Regions from separate parts of the Homo sapiens genome. Here region 2 is linked to region 1. The links are chromatin loops, found by intact Hi-C in ENCODE. Cell type or tissue: dorsolateral prefrontal cortex. All regions are shown on one strand. Links, peaks and the distances in the headings refer to the core of each region. The heading gives the core; the rest is flanking DNA. Region 1 overlaps GSG1L (GSG1 like). Region 2 overlaps KATNIP (katanin interacting protein).

Region 1 (2,910 bases), core at 243-2,742:
AAATACACTCTTAGTTTCTGTTTCTCTCTCTCTGTGTCTCTCTCTAGTTCTGCCTTCCTGTGTATCTTTCTATTTTCCACCTCTGTTTTTCTCTGTATATCTCTCTGCCTCTCTGTATATCTCTGTATGTCCTGTATATCTCTCTGCCTCTCTCTGTCTGTCCTCTCACACACAGATACATTCTTCCCTTTCTGTAATTAATCTTGTCCACACCCCCTCTCCCGTTACATGAACTACATACAGTGTCACTGTAATACCAAATCATTACATACTTAAATACCATGAAAGTCTCAGTGCTGCCACAATATTACCAATTCTGTTACAGTCATCATCCTCAGAGCCAACCATGTATCAATCACTGTGCTGGGCACTTTATATGTGCTCACTCCTTTAATCTGCACAACCCCACCAGTAGTCTGACTATTATCCCATTTTGGAGAAGGAGTAAGTAACTGAGGCTCAGAAAGATGGAAAATTTGGCCCAAAGCACACACCTGGTGTTGAGGCCAGGATCCACACCTGAGCAATCTGCCCTCCACCCCTACCCAAATGCAGGCTCTCACTTTCACTTTTCTTTTTTAATTTTTTCGAGACAGAGTCTTGCTCAGTCACCTAGGCTGGAATGCAGTGGTGTGATCTTGGCTCACTTCAACCTCCGCCCCCCAGGTTCAAGCCATTTTCCTGCCTCAACCTTCCAAGTAGCTGGGACTACAGACTTGCACCACCATGCCAGGTTAATTTATGTATTTTTAGTAGAATCAGGGTTTCACCGCGTTGGCCAGGCTGGGGTCGAACTCCTGACCTCATGTGATCCTCCCGCCTCAGCCTCCCAAAGTGCTGGGATTACAAGCATGAGCCACCGAAACCGGCCCTCACTTTCACTTTTCTAGACCTACAATGGAGCATTTATTAGAGGGTTCAGGGTGATGAATGCAGCTCACGCCAACCCCCCTGCATTCCCCACCAGTGGCCCACCCTGGCCCGGGGGCAGAGGAGAGAGTGCCTATTTGAAGGGGCAGAAAGATTCAAATGTGTCTTCCAATCCTCTCCTACCACAGTTTCTGTAACACTCATTCCTTCAACAAGTATTTACAGAGGCCACCTTGATGTCTGTGGTACTAGGGATACAGGGATCACCCAGATAGACCAAGTCCTGCCCTAAGACTCATGCTCTAGGAGGAGGGGCAGGAATAGACGCCCACCCAGATCAATGCACAAGCTCAGTTCAGCGCACAGCAGGTGATGCAGTGCTTATGCAGGCAGGCACTGCATGGCTCTCAGCCCAGCTCTCCCACTCATGCTGTGTGACCTCAGGCATGTTAGTTAACCTCTCTAAGCCTCCTTCTCCTCATCTCTAAAATGGGGATGAGATGCCTGAGTAAAGGACCTGGCACATTGACAAAGAGGTGGGAGCCACTGGGAGGCAGAGGGTGGGCCTGGCTCCCACCTCTATGGCTCAGGGGCAGGGCAGATCAGTGAGCGCTGCCCCATGAGCTGTGGCAGGTGGTCCTCAGAGCCTGGCTACTTCCAGTCGCTGGGCAGACAGGAGTTAGACTCTCCCCACTGAGCCCTTGCTCACTGTGTGTCAGAGACTCCAGGAGCTCAGCCTTTCCCCTACGACAGGGCTTTGGCCTCGGTTTCCCTGCTGGGTTCCCCACCCAACCCACTCCCTGGGGAGCTGGATCCTATGCCTGTGCTGCCCTCTACTGGCCACCAGGAGGAGGGTACCTGCAGCGCACCCACCCTGAGGATCTCCGGCGGCCCCACCCACCCACTCGGCTTCCTCCTGAGGCCACGCCCCCTGAGGCCACGCCCCCTGAGGCCAGCCACTTCCTGGCCACGCCCCTCAAAGTCCAGCTTTCCGGCTGAGTCGGAGCCTGGGCCTAGCAGTCCTGTCCCAACCTCCTTGCGTTTCTCGCGAGACCAGGCCCAGAAATTCCCAGCATCCCTTGCTACACTCACTCCACTAAGTCCCTTAAAAACTGCCAGAAACCAGCAGTTCCTCCAGCGTAGGTTTTATTTCCAATTTTTATTGAACTTATTAAAATTCTTACCTCTTCCCACCTCCCTAAAGCCCAATTTCTACTTGGCCCTGTGCCTGGGGCCAGGCTCATTTGTATGAAAGGCCTGATGGCCTGCAGACTCCCCCAGCCCAGGCTTCTAGCAACATGCAAAGGATGTGGCGGAATTTAAATTACTAATGGCCAGCCGGGAAGGGGAAAATGACAGGGGCCTGCCCCATCTGTCCCACCTCCCGAAGACTCACTGGCTGTTCCCTCCCCAGCTAACAGGTCCTGATCCCCTTCTAGAATCCTCAGACCCTTCTGCAGGCCACTGATTTGCTTCTAACACTCCAACTCATTCATTTAACTGACATTTATTAAGCATCCTCTGTATGCAAAGCATGGGGCCAGCCACAGGGGATATGGCCGTAAATACGGCAAGGCCATTCCTCCAAGGCTAATGAGGAGAGTGACATAAACAGTGACGTGAAATCAATTATTACAAATGCTAAAATAGAAATAGATCCAGCTACCATCTAAAACTGGCACCCCATGGGCTGAATCGAACCTGCAGATGTTGGCAAGAGCTGTAAAAAAAAAAAAAGATGATATTTTGATGCCAACATTTTAAAAATTTGGAGGATTTCCATTAAAATATGGGAGTTTTGGCTTCTCTTGTAAAAAATCAGAAACGCAACACTGGGTCCACATTTCTTCTCGGCAACCCTCAGCTGGAGCTAGGCTGGAGCTGGGGCGTTTCATGAGGGCCTGCAGCTGCCAAGCCCCTCAGTGGTGCCATCGTCTGCCCGTCTGCTGCCCTCTGCCATAGCTCCTGCAATATCCCCAGCTCGCTCACTCATCCACATTCCCTCCCAGGCCACTCAAGGCATCTTGAGTTTCAGCCTCC
Region 2 (2,910 bases), core at 155-2,654, 180 kb before region 1:
CACGCCACTGGACTCCAGCCTGGATGACAGAGTGAGACTCCGTCTAAAAAAAAAAAAAAGTCAACCACATAGGACATTTTGCCACAGATTCTACGGAGGCAGTGTAGAGCAATGGACTGTAACATCCAAGAGTAGAAGTCATTTAGTCTGGGGGCCTTGATTGCTGTCCTTGAAAATCACCCGCACTCCTGGGCTCAGGGAGAGACAGTGGCAGAATGATGACAGGGCTGCAGACAGCACCTGCCATCAAGAAAAGTCCCAAAAGCAGCTTTAGAGATGAGAAGAACACAGGCCTTAACAAGCCAGGTCTGTCGGCTAACTATTACTGCCTGACAACCCACCCCAAAATGTAGTGGCTTAAAACAGCAACCGTTTTATGATTGCTCATGAGTCTGTGGGTGGACTGGGCTGTTCTGTAGTGAGCTAGCAGGTGGCTGGGCCAGATGGTCTAGGACAGCCTTACTCACATGTCTGGCAGTTTTGTTTGTCCTGAGGACCTTGGCTAGGACAGCCCATCTTGGCCCCATAGAGTCTTATTCTCTAGCACTGGTGATTTCAGGGCAGCAAGAGAGGACAAGCCCATGCCTGGGTGCTTTTTAAAGACTGCTTGGTCATGATTGCTAATGTCCTGTTAGCCAAAGAAAGTCACCAGGCAGGGCCGGCTGCAGTGCCTCATGCGTGTAAGCCTAGCACTTTGGGAGTCCGAGGCGAGAGGATCACTTGAGCCTGGGAGTTCAAGACCAGCCTGGGCAACAAAGTGATACCTCATCTCTACAAATAATAATAATAATAATAATAAAACTAGCTGGGTGATGTGGTGCATGCCTGTGGTCCCAGCTACACAGGAGGCTGAGGCAAGAGGATGACTTGAGCACAGGGAAGTCAAGGCTGCAGTGAGCCATACTCATTCCATGGCACTCCAGCCCGGGTGACAGAGTGAGACCCCATCTCAGATAGATAGATAGATAGATAGATAGATAGATAGATAGATAGATAGATGATAGATAGATAGATAGATAGATAGAAAAATAAATAAAAATAAAATGAAAGCCACCAGGCCAAGCCCAGCTAGAGAAACAGACACTAGCTCCTAATGGAAAATGCTGCAAAACCACATTGCAGCGGTCCACATACAGGGGTGGGAGGAATTCGTGGCCACTTGTTGCAGTTCCCGATGCCATAGGAAGCAGGTAGCCTGATGACGTTGGCCCATTTGGAAATGCATGGAGGCTTTGGAGCACTCAGGCCTAGAACATTGTCCCAGGGCACACTCTCCCTTCCCCACCTCCCTCTTGGCTTTTAGAAGTGAGTGTGGACATCTGAAGACAAAACAAGGCTATGTCTACCATTTCCCTGGACTTTTTGCCACACAACATAGTGTACAGTTTCAAGGCCTACCAGGCATGTGACCACAGGGAGTGGGGTGCACTGTGGAAACTGGAGCATTTCAGCCCTGTCGAAAGGGGGCGCCATCACCTAGCTCCAGCCGATGGTTCCCACATATGAATACTGTTCCAGGGTTGCCAGATGGTATTACTTTTCAGGAGATGCCAGGAATCCCAATTTTCAGGTGGATTTCCTTTTTTTTTGAGCTTGGCATCTATTTTCAATTTTTCTAAAAAAGTGAAAGTGACACAATACATCTCTGTAGGCAGGTTATGCCTGTGGGCTGCCGGTTTATGATTGCTATAATAGACCCTTGTTGTCCTTAAATTTCATATTCGCCATTTCGGTGGCTTCCCAGGTGACCTCCAAGGCCCCTTGCATGTAGAAAGGGGTAATTTTGCTGAGACTCTGAATTTGAGCTTTTCAAGTCACAGCTGGTGGCTGGTGAGCCGACCGGCAGCCTCGTGCCCTCACGTCTTCTGTGTGACATGTGTTGCATTCATGGTAAATTTCCTGAATTGATACACCTTTTGTTTCTCTGTGAGAGAGAAGAAAGCCAAACACTGGTGAAGTGAAGATAAAGCAAAGTTATCGGAAGAGGGATGGTTCTCAACCAGAAAAGAGCAGTTTGGGAGAAGTTAAAATGTGCAATTTGGCTTTTGCTGGTGGCACAAATGGACTGTGTGAATAGATCCACCATCCTCTAGGTCTGTGATGGGAATAAATCCACCATCATGGGGTATTCAGGCTAGCATTCGCCCAAGTGAGCGATGAGAGCATCAAAAAGAATTAAAAGGTGGTTACCTCGTGTGCACGTGTGTGCGGTGTGAGGGAGTGCACAGAGGGAACGTGATTTTGGAGAACTGGGGCGCCATGTAGGACGGTTCTGGAAAGCCAGGATGGGAAAAGCTCTGGTAGTGGAGCTGCAGCATTGACCTTCACTTGGAGAAAGGGTGATTTAATTTTTAAAAGCATGTTCTTAGCATAATATGACTCAAAGGGCACAGACAGCACCTGATGATCATGTTGCTGGAGGAGCATTTCCTCCCAAATGAAAGACGCTCAGGGGCAAAAGGGTCTGTGCAGATAAAACTGGTCTCTACTGGAGAAAGATGCCTTTGTGACTCTCCTTGTCCAAGAGGAAGTGAGCATAGGGCTGCAGCAGCCAAGGACAGATCATCCCGCCTGCTCACAGGTCATGAGACGAGCTTCCAAGCTATCTCAGAGGCCTCTTGTTCCATCCCAGCCCCAGACTGATGAGGCATAAGAGGAACAGGCTCTTGCCCAAAGATTGGCAGTAAAAAGATAAGGGTCACCACATGGTTCTTTTTAGACAAATTTTATAAGTGCTTCATGCGGGAAATGGTGAATGAGCTTGTGAATTTCAGGTTCTACTTGTCCTGGTGCTGCCCAAGCCTTCTACCAATGCTGGTGTTTGCACCCCACGTGTCAGGTGCTGGTGCATTTGTTTAGCTTTGACACAATCTTGGTCCCTTATTTATGGAATTGTCTATAGGGTCTAAA

Evidence for each region. A loop is a pair of places that touch in the nucleus more often than their neighbours do. Peaks named below come from ENCODE experiments on the same cell type or tissue, not always from the same donor. Only the 100,000 strongest peaks of a DNase experiment are listed, where the experiment ranks them.
Region 2: it touches region 1 in a loop (4-fold over the local background); 11 of 110 quality-filtered maps call a loop at or near these places.

The regions. Positions count from the first base shown.
Region 1 is chr16:27,866,001-27,868,910 of GRCh38, forward strand. The region is part of intron 3 of GSG1L (GSG1 like); the gene reads right to left. Among named protein-coding and RNA genes, the nearest start is that of GSG1L, 200 kb to the right of the region's middle. RefSeq lists an enhancer at 1,014-1,515. In dorsolateral prefrontal cortex, for the core only: a CTCF peak has its summit at 1,713 (motif pointing left); a DNase peak (open chromatin) is centred at 1,781.
Region 2 is chr16:27,689,365-27,692,274 of GRCh38, forward strand. The region is part of intron 8 of KATNIP (katanin interacting protein); the gene reads left to right. Among named protein-coding and RNA genes, the nearest start is that of KATNIP, 140 kb to the left of the region's middle. In dorsolateral prefrontal cortex, for the core only: a CTCF peak has its summit at 1,467; DNase peaks (open chromatin) are centred at 457, 1,447 and 2,578; H3K27ac peaks cover 2,352 bases.